2 separate regions of the Homo sapiens genome follow, and region 2 is linked to region 1. Evidence: read pairs that join two places in POLR2A ChIA-PET (ENCODE). Cell type or tissue: CD4-positive, alpha-beta T cell. All regions are shown on one strand.

Evidence for each region. ChIA-PET counts read pairs that join two places held together with the same protein. Peaks named below come from ENCODE experiments on the same cell type or tissue, not always from the same donor. Only the 100,000 strongest peaks of a DNase experiment are listed, where the experiment ranks them.
Region 2: POLR2A ChIA-PET joins it to region 1 with 5 read pairs; 1 of 35 experiments calls an interaction of 5 or more read pairs at or near these places.

What each region holds. Positions count from the first base shown.
Region 1 is chr3:115,162,523-115,167,522 of GRCh38, reverse strand. No RefSeq gene overlaps it. Among named protein-coding and RNA genes, the nearest start is that of ZBTB20, 18 kb to the right of the region's middle. In CD4-positive, alpha-beta T cell, no CTCF peak of the experiment used is centred here; DNase peaks (open chromatin) are centred at 1,602 and 2,092; H3K27ac peaks cover 1,855 bases.
Region 2 is chr3:115,040,302-115,045,301 of GRCh38, reverse strand. The region is part of intron 2 of ZBTB20 (zinc finger and BTB domain containing 20); the gene reads left to right. Among named protein-coding and RNA genes, the nearest start is that of ZBTB20-AS4, 58 kb to the left of the region's middle. In CD4-positive, alpha-beta T cell, a CTCF peak has its summit at 4,438 (motif pointing left); a DNase peak (open chromatin) is centred at 4,441.

The DNA of each region.
Region 1 (5,000 bases):
AAATTCTTCCTCCATCCCCATTCCCCATATCTTGGCATTTTACAAGTCTCATGGTCACTGGACCTGCACTGGGAGAACACAGCTGTAACTCCAAAATGATTGAGTTTCCAACACTCAGCAGAATGGGGTCTCACAATCAAAATTAAGTTCAGTTGATAAATGTGATTAATAGTTATATTTCTTGCAAGCTGACTGTGTTGACTGAGACTCAAGCCCAAATCTCCGTCACTTTTTGATACCCCACTATTAGGTATGGCACCAATCACTACAACCTCCAGCCCCCACGAAAAATATATTCAGAATTGATGGGAAAAAATTGAGGTTAAAAACATGTCTACACAGTATGAATGTTTTCAAATAGTTGTCCTATTGATGGAAATAATTTTGCATCATGTGTTTTAGTTGGTAGTAAAAGGAAGCCCAAATAGTTGATCCATAAGCTCTCTATGGTCACGTCCTCACCAGATTGACCAAATTTATAGGCAGAATAGCAGCAGACCCAAGTTTCTGTATTTATATTTCTTACTTGAACTTCATGATGAAAAACATAAAACTGTTCTGAGTTATTTTAACATTAAACACATTCATCCTTGGAATTGGAAAATGCTAATGCTTTCCTACGCCCATATGCCGAATAAAATTGAAAGTAAACAGAGCTAGCATATTTTGGGAATTGCTACTATAGTCATCAAAGCAATTAAAAACTCATTTCAAGGTGGTTATTATAGTAGTATTTGTTGTTATTTATATGTCTCAAGTAGGGGCACTTCTGTAGTTGTACATTATACCACATATATTATCAGTATAAAAACCAAGAAAACTTATCCATTTCATAAATATCAGGATTAGTTCTTAAGGCCTAAAATTTTCAGCTCCAACATCTTAAGGATGAAGTCCTTCCTATACTATCACAAGTTTAATATTTTGAAATAAAATTGCATTTATGGTCATAAAAGTATAATAGAGTAAGAATAATAATGTTTGATTATTTGACTCATACCTACATGAATTTCCATTTATTTGATTAGACTGCCATAACCTTCTCATAAATTAAAAGTCTTTTAAAGAATCAATAATATAATTTGTCCCAGACTATAACATTGCTTACTCTGTCTGGTATATTTGTTTACCAATGTACAAGGAGGAAAAAAATAAACTCTGTTGTAAGAACCTTATTTCCATTACGCTAAATATTATCTTAAAATTCTTAATAGAATAAGACTTTGCTATAAAGTTCCTCAGTAGGTCAATATTTTTCCCATACTTATATAATTGTTTTTATATGAGAATTTAACTCTTCAACCACAGGGTAAACACATGGAGGACAGAGAAAAAATGTTGTACAGTGTTCTTTATACCACTAGGTATTATACACTTTTGTAGGTCTGAGCTATACTTTATGTCTGGGAAAATCTCATTCTATATCTCAAGGAGCTTTATGTGTACTCCTCTCTTTTCCTTGCAAACATGTGATCCATAGAGTGCCGAGAGAAAGTGCTATTTACATAAAATTAAGCCAAAATTGAACAGCTTGTGATAGGCAAATCACAAAAGTGGCTGTCATCCTTACAAATGCCCTAAGCATCTTCGTGGTGACCGTTCATTTCCTGTGAAAGAATGAAAGTCTCTGTGTAGTCTAAACCTACTCCAGGAAACTATAACAGCTACACTGACATTTCCAACCAACCTCATAAGGCCAAGATTCTTCCCCAAAAGGAGTCCTGATCTTGGATTCTGGGTTTTGACCTAGGTCATACCTTATACTCTGTGTGTATTTCCTGATTCTGTCAAATAGACATGTTGTCCTACATTTTCCACAGCTTTCCATGAGTGCTGCCTGATATCATGGAAACACATTAGAAGGTCTCGGCTACCAGTAAATAGACTTGCCCTTCTAATAGATGCTTGGGCTCCTTTCCTTGTGGTTTTAACCCCTGGTTTTCTATTTCATTGGATTTATCAGCTAAACTCAGAGTCTAGAGCAACAGGGATTGAAATTTTTGTATGTGTACTTACGTAAGAAGATACCATCTTCATCAGAGGTTTTGGTTTGATGAGTCTTGTGGGTTGTTTACAGTCTGTCTTGGGCTTTAAGGAAGTCACCTGTTTGCTGGAGTGAAGTCTGGCAGCTTGAGGGCTTGTTATGGCCACATCCCCATTCTGGTTAAAGCTAACAAATCTACAGACTCATTTTGAGCAAATCTGCCTATGTCAGTTAACTCTTGCTATGTGACAAAGGACCCCTAAATCTCAGTGGTATTTATTGAGCCCATACATCAGTTGGTTCACTAGAGGTTAGCTGATCTAGGGTGGGCCCATAGGGGTGATCCAGCTGAAACACTTATGTATACCCTATACGTCTCTCATTCTTTTCTGGCCCAGAAAGCTGGTACAGGCCTGTTTTTCCTTTGGCAATGGCAGAAATGCACAAAGATAAGAAGAAACACACAAGTCCTCTTCACTGAGACTCTGGCATGTGTCATTCTTTTGGCCAAAATAAGTCACGTGACCAAGCACAAAATTTAATCAAATAATGAGAAAATATATTCTGCCTCTTCAGCAGGAGGAATGCAAAGTCCCATGGCAAATGGCACAGATACAGAATGAGTAAATAACTCCATTAATGCAAATTACCACACTGCCACAGCTTCTCCTTGCTGTGAACCACAGAATCACACTCCTTCATACCATTGACTGAGTCAGGAATCAGCATCTGATCCAACAGCAACCTTCTACTGTGGCTATCAACTTATGAGGTAGCCCAATACAAGAGTTCTGTCCAGTAAGAGAACTTGGTTTCCACCTAGGTGCTTAGAATAACCATACTATGGAAGTGCAAAGCTGTTGGCAAATATGGCTTCTACCAGTGGATGCAGAAGCAAAGGGAATTAATATGTACCTTTCCTGGAGTGGTAAGAAACTGTATTTCTTAACTCTGTCTCTTTGCTAGGAAGCTTCCTGTCTAATTACTGTGAGGCAGGAAGTGGCCAAAAGTCAGCTTATATTAATCTCTACCCTGAGACATATCTTTGTGTAAAGACCCACTCAGTGGTGAGAAAAAAACTGCTCCTGGCCTCACCTCCAGAACCAGAAAATTAGTGCTAATCAGACTAATTAAATGCTATGAGCGTTTTTGGGCTCCCAGTCAGATTTTTTAAAGTTATATTAAAAAATGGGTAAAGATAAGGCCTGCTTGTAGTTATTATCCAGGCCAATACTTTTATATTAGATTCTCTCCTCCCTACTCTTTTAAGTTAGATTATTGTTGATCATTCAGGACATGGTGCCAATCCTTCCTTGACATGGAGTCTCATTAGGTTATCAATTCCACATCAAATACTTTGTTCTTTGATCTCCCAGAGAATTTACTAGCTACATGCTTACTGCAATTTTTGTGTTGGTTATGGGACCCTGCCACACACTAACACACAGCACTGTGGAAGGGGCATCCCAAGGGAGTTGTGTCCTTCATCAGAGATCACACTCCCCCATCCCCAATTCTAAGAAACACCCCTGGCCACAGATAAGGAAGTCAGGAACAGTCACCTGACACAACACCAGCTAATTCACCCATTAGCCAGTGGCTGGGTGAGAAAGCTCAGCCTAAATGAGATTTGAATAATTAGCTATGTCAAACAGATTTAGTCTCAGAAATTTGAACTTGAGCTCTAGAACAGGAGTAAGGGGTAGAAGACAGAGAGAAAAGTAACCTCAGAGAGTAGCCACAGTATGTCAATGGTAGACCACTGGTGCAGGGATCCTTCAAGCTCCCTTGAATCCAGAACAAGACTCCAGCTCCTATCTTCCTATTCATGTGTGGCATGAACTTTTACCCTGGAGCTCCATGACATCCCATCTCTCTTATCGCTAAATGAATTCTAATAAAAACCCCCAGTAAGTCCATGGCTGGAAATTAAAATAACTAACAAAACAGCCATTGATTACATGCTCTATTGTGTCTTTTGTTGCATGTTGTATGCCTGTCTTCCTATCTAGTGAGACTATTAGCTCCTTAACAGCAGAAATATCTATCTTCTCCAGGAAGCTAACACAGACATCTAACACATTGAGATCCTCAGGAAGAACATAAATTGGATTGACAGCAGTCCCAAAATTCTCTCTAAAATCAATTTTAAAATTATACCAAAATGTATTTGTTATGTGCTATTTTCAAAAATTACAGCTGAATTCTTTCTTTCAGGTGTGGGATGTCCTACAAGATGGCTTCCTTGACAGCAGAAAGAACAGAATAGTTTAACTAATCTATTATTTTCTCCAGCATTTGACTTACCTCCACTAGAGCAGAGACTAGGCCAGTAACTTCCTTAGACCACTTCTACGTGTTCACAACACCAAATATCTGCTGGCAAAACTTTTCATCCCTCAGTTCTTTGCAAAAATAAAAATCATACCTGGAGGTGAAATGAAAAACAACAACAACAAAAAAGCCTACAAAGAGTCATTGTGAGAAATGAGGGTTAGCCAGAAAATATTGGGCAAGCATATTGTCAGTTGTATGAACTCCCCTCCACTAGCCACACCCACTCTGGGAAGCTGAAGCAGAAGAGGTGGGATATTATCTCTCAGCCTTCATCTGCACACTGCATTCTGCCAGCACACTAGAGGCTTGTTATAGGTAAGTATACAGAGTAACTCTACAAGGCTTAAATTTTTCTCAAGTCTATGCTATTTTGACATTTCAAGGTATTAATCTTTAATAGAAAAGATAAATCAAAGGCAGGTTACCTCGGAAGTATTTTATTTAGCAATATTCTTAAATTACATCTTACAACTTTGATCCTTCTCTTTAAGTCTATACTTGAATCTGAAACTGAATTTAAAAGTTTTACAACTTTTAAAATTCAACTTTAACTTAAAAAATATTCAATACAGAAACAAGAAAGGCAACAATATATTTTAAAAATGTATTCAGGATCAAAATACTTGCTATTTTTTCTAATTAAAAATTTTGCCTAATTATTCTTCCTAATCTCAGAGAC
Region 2 (5,000 bases), 120 kb after region 1:
TTATGTTTATATGCAGATATAAATAGGAACATATACTACATGTTTTTTAGTTTATTGGCATTAGATATAGAGAAATTGAATAAGAATGTTCAATATGACTAATTTAATGAATGGGATTCACGAGTTATTATAGGAAATTGTATGTTGGGTCCCACAGAGGCTTTTGTGGTCCTGTGTATGGCATGAAGATACTTCATTAAGGCTAACATCTATCACAGGAATGCTAAGTATGATTTGCTGCTGTATTTCCTATGTCTCATGGGTATAGCACATTGCTGGCTGCGATTGATGTTTAAAGAGTGTTCTTCCTTTTCCTTATTCATAGGCATACCATTTCCTTTCTGTAACACCTACAGGTTTTACCAGTGCAGATCAACAGGAGCTCTAATAGCAATACCACCTACAAATGAGTACATACTGTGAGCCAGTCATTGTTCTGGATTCTTCTTAAGCATTATTTCATTTAATTCTCACAATATCCACATAGTGTAGTTATTCTGCCCATTTTGGGGATGAGGCAAATGAAGTTCAGATTGAAAGTAGCTTGTGTTCTCGATAACTTTGTTAAACAGTCTTAACAAAATGCTACCTCAGGTATGTTTTAAACTTGGCACTGCCAAATATGATTTAATTGGTGTAAGGCAGGGCTCTGGCATTGGTATGTTTTAAAAGGTTCCCAAGCAATTCTTCTGGTAGCCACCATTGGAAATCACTGATATAGATAATAACCAATTTCATTTTTTGCAAAATTTTAATAAGTAGTCATTAAAGTTTACAAACCAACATCATCTGGTTTAGCTGTCTTTTATTTCTTCACTGTCATTTATTTTGCCTTTCAAATTAGCCAGGTAATAAGACTGAACCACATTAGGCTTTGCCTTCTCATTGGAGGTCTGAAGCTTGGAAAAAAGTATGCCTGATACCTATAAATAAAATGAATGTATCTGTAAATCAAAATCAGCTCTATGGATTTAGTTTTGTTTTGTTTTGTTTTTCTCGCTGCAAAATAAAAGAGGGTGAACCTACGCTGGTTGGCTTGCAGTAAGAATACTAACATTTAGTCTTACGTGATTTGAAACTTCCTGGAGAGTGTAGTAGGCCATTCTTGTATTGCTATAAAGAAATACCTGAAGCAAGTTAATTTATAAAGAAAAGAGGTTTAATTGGCTCATAGTTCTGCAGGCTGTACAGGAAGCATGGTGCTGGAATCTGCTTGGTTTCTGGGGAGGCCTAAGGAATCTTACAGTAATGGCAGAAGGCAAAGGAGGAGCAGGTACTTCACATGGCAAAAGCAGGAGCAAGGAGGTGAGGAGGTGCCACATGCATTTAAGCAACCAGATCTCATGTGAACTTAGAGTGAGAGCTCACTTATTACCAAGGAGATGGTGCCAAGCCATTCATTAGGTATCAACCCCCATGATCCAAACACCTCCCACCAGGCCCTCCTCCAACACCGGAGACCACATTTCATCATGAGATTTGGAGGGGACACATATTAAAACCATAATAGACAATAAATTCTGAAAATAAGGGCTTATGAGTGCAAGGAATAGTGGGGAAATATTAGTGACAAAGAAAATGTGGAGTAAAACTTTATATCTCAAAATTCTACTCCTATATGTTAGATGATCTCTTTTTTTCTGGTTTCAACTACTTTTATTTATTTTATTATTTTATTTTATTTTATTTTATTTTATTTTATTTTATTTTATTTTATTTTATTTCTTTTTGAGACCAGAGTCTTGCTGAGTGTTGCCCAGGCTGGAGTGTAGTGGTACAATCTCGGCTCAGTGCAACCTCTGCCTCCTGGTTTCAAGCGAGTCTCTTGCCTCAGCCTCCCGAGTAGCTGGGATTACAGGCGGCTGCCACCACACCTGGCTAATTTTTTTTTTTTTTTTAGTTTTTAGTAGAGATGGGGTTTCACCATGTTGGCCAGGCTGGTTTCAAACTCCTGACCTCAAGTGATCCGCCCACCTTGGCCTCCCAGAGTGCTGGGATTACAGGTGTGAGCCACCATGCCTGGCCTTCAACTACTTTTTAAACAAATTATTAAAGAAGTTCTAAACTCTTAGAATGTATTTTCAGTGTTAAAACATGAAATAGGCTCATTAATTCTGATATAGAAATTTTATAGTTCAATATTTAAAGCATTATCAACATGACATTTTATGGGTAGAAGCAATATTTTCAGAGCTAAGGCTAGGAAAAGGACATGCATTTCTAGAAAGATGCAACCGAAAACTGGAAAGGCCAGAAATTATAGAGATAGAAGTTAATGAAAATTTTTACTAATGACATCTTCAGTTAACTATTTTCTCCCTTTGTATTAATAAGGCCCCAAATCTTAGATTTAATTTAGGATCTCAACACTTATGATCAAAGATATTAGTCCCCTTTCTTCTTTGCATACAAAAAATGGGGTATGATCATAAAGCATGGAAAAGATGTAGCTTATTGGTGAAGATCTCATGGACAATTTTCAAATTTGGAAGAAGTAAGTAAGTTTAGATTTATCTTTCTTGGTTTAATTGTGTCTTACCTAACAAATTAGCTCTCACTGTAAAATAAAATTTTAGTTTTTAATCCAAAAAGGGAAACCTGAAATGCATTTTGTATGAGTGTGGGTATATATGCTGAATTTGACCAGTTTGTAAATCAGTAAGTGGGTGGTAATTCAAAGTCAAACGAAAACTATTCAGTTGGTGAAAAGGGTGGGGTAAGAGAATATTTAATTGTTTTGGAATGTACTCAATAAAAATATTTCTTTTTTTAACTCTAGGAAAATACACTGGATACTTTGTTTCTAAACTCACTGTTGCACAAATAAATAAAGATGTTTTAAAATGAGCTCTATTCTTTTTCAAGACCTAAATGGAAGTTTCCTCTGCGTTTGAGCAGACTTCAGCTACTAATTTGCAGATGAACTGATGTGTTGGAAAGATTTTACGTATGGACCTTAACATGTTTTACCTTTTATAAAAAAGTGAAAATAATGTTTTAAAATTGGCATTTTTCTTCCCTGATGGCATAGAGTATATTGTGATAGGGTTTTAAGTAGTTGGAACACTAAATTGAGCTTTGAAAGAGAATGCTCCTATCAGCTCCTCTTTTTTCAGTTCCTCTGTACATCTCAAATTCCTGTATTGCTCTGTTGGTGACTTTTGCTTTCTTTCTTGTTTCATAATGCTAAAATGGCATGGTCTCAGTCTGGTTTAGTTTGTCTTGGTGGAGAGTATCAACAACAACAAAAACGATGACAGCTCTTGAGGGATTGGATTCTTAGCTGGGGATGGAGTGGCAAGAGAGGAAGGCAGAAATAAAAGTTACCTCCTATCTGTTAGAATAAACTCTTTAAAAAAGGAAAACTTTATTCTCATAATTCAGGCAGGCTCATTATAGCCGCTTTCCCTCAGGAAATAGACAGAGGTAGACCTTCCACACTACTAAATAAACAATTCTACTGTTGAGTATTCAAACTTTTGCGTCTAATTTTAAAGGCATGATGACATGGGGCAGAGATGGCTTCTCCATAGGGAATTTATAGTTATTTGGAATCTTTTACATCTTAAGTTACAAACTATTTTTGTGTTTCTTACTAATCATCTTGTTAACATATTATCAACCAAACATTAAAAATATATAGAGCTTCTCCAATGTAAATTCCTTGGTATAACTAAATATTGGTCATAATTTTCTTTGACATGTAAATTCTTCCAAAATAATTGTCAGAAACCATGGGCTTAATGAATATACAATCCAATTTACAGTATTTGCTCTCTGTTTATCACAGAATGGCATTAGAATCATTTGGTTCTATCATTTCCTTGTCTTAATCTTGTCCTAGTTCCCAATTGTTTTTCAGTTGTGAAACATGACAAAGTGAACCAAAGACTGGATTTGTAATAAAAAAACTAGAGTTTTGGTTTTGGTACTATTATTTATTAACTGTACCATATAAACTGGGAAAAACATTTACATGAGCCTCAGTTTCGTTCCTTGTAAAATGTGAATTGTAATGTTTGTCCATGTGGTAATGGTGGTAATTGAAGAAGAGGACAGATGGTGAATATAACATGACTTTATGAAGTTTAGGTGTTTTACACATATATGTATTATTATTTAAAGACGAATGGCAACTTCTGCAAGAGAAATTTAAGATTCCATTGAACTCAAAGTTGTATTTTTAATTTTATCCAAATATTTTTATAATCCTCAACTGCCTTTTCCATCATGCACCAACATGGGCTTTACCTCTTTTAAAAAATGCGTGTTCCCCTTACAGTAGTCTATTACTTCATGCCAATCAGTCTAAATAGTGCATATTCATTTAATGGGATTTTTGAATAAAGGAATTATTTAAGTCAAAAATACAGGCTCAGAAATAGTAACTGATATTATGAAGAATTGGGCACTCTATGCCGCCATCTAGTGCCCATTAATTTACCCTTGCTGGTGCCAGTAACTCGAGGATTCCACTCCCCCTGAAATGTTTCAAGGCAAAAACTAGTATTTATAGAAATGAGTTTCTCACACATGATGCACATATATTGTCTAAAATGCAAATGTAACCATGTTACCTTTCTACTTGAAAACATTTCTTTGTGCCCAAGATTAAACCCAAACACCTTAGCATGGCTTATATTGACCCCAAATATTTAGTCATGATCTACTTTGTCAGTCTTATTTTCACTCTTTCCATACTTTATACCTCACATTTCAGCTTTACCAAATTTCTTGCCTTTTTCACTAACCACACCATGTACTTTCATGCCTCTGAGTACATAATGCTTCTTCTGCCTGAAATATCATTCCATTCCCTTGCTATCTAGTTAAATCCTATTAATCTTTTAAAGCCCAGCTCAAATATCACCTCCTCAGTGAAGTCTTCCTTGATTCTTCTGGAAAGTTAAATGCCATTCCAGTGTGCTCCCAGAGCACAGGCTTCTAGAATAAGATCTTAAACTTTGAAAATGATTATTTTTGGGTGTCTACTTACCCTG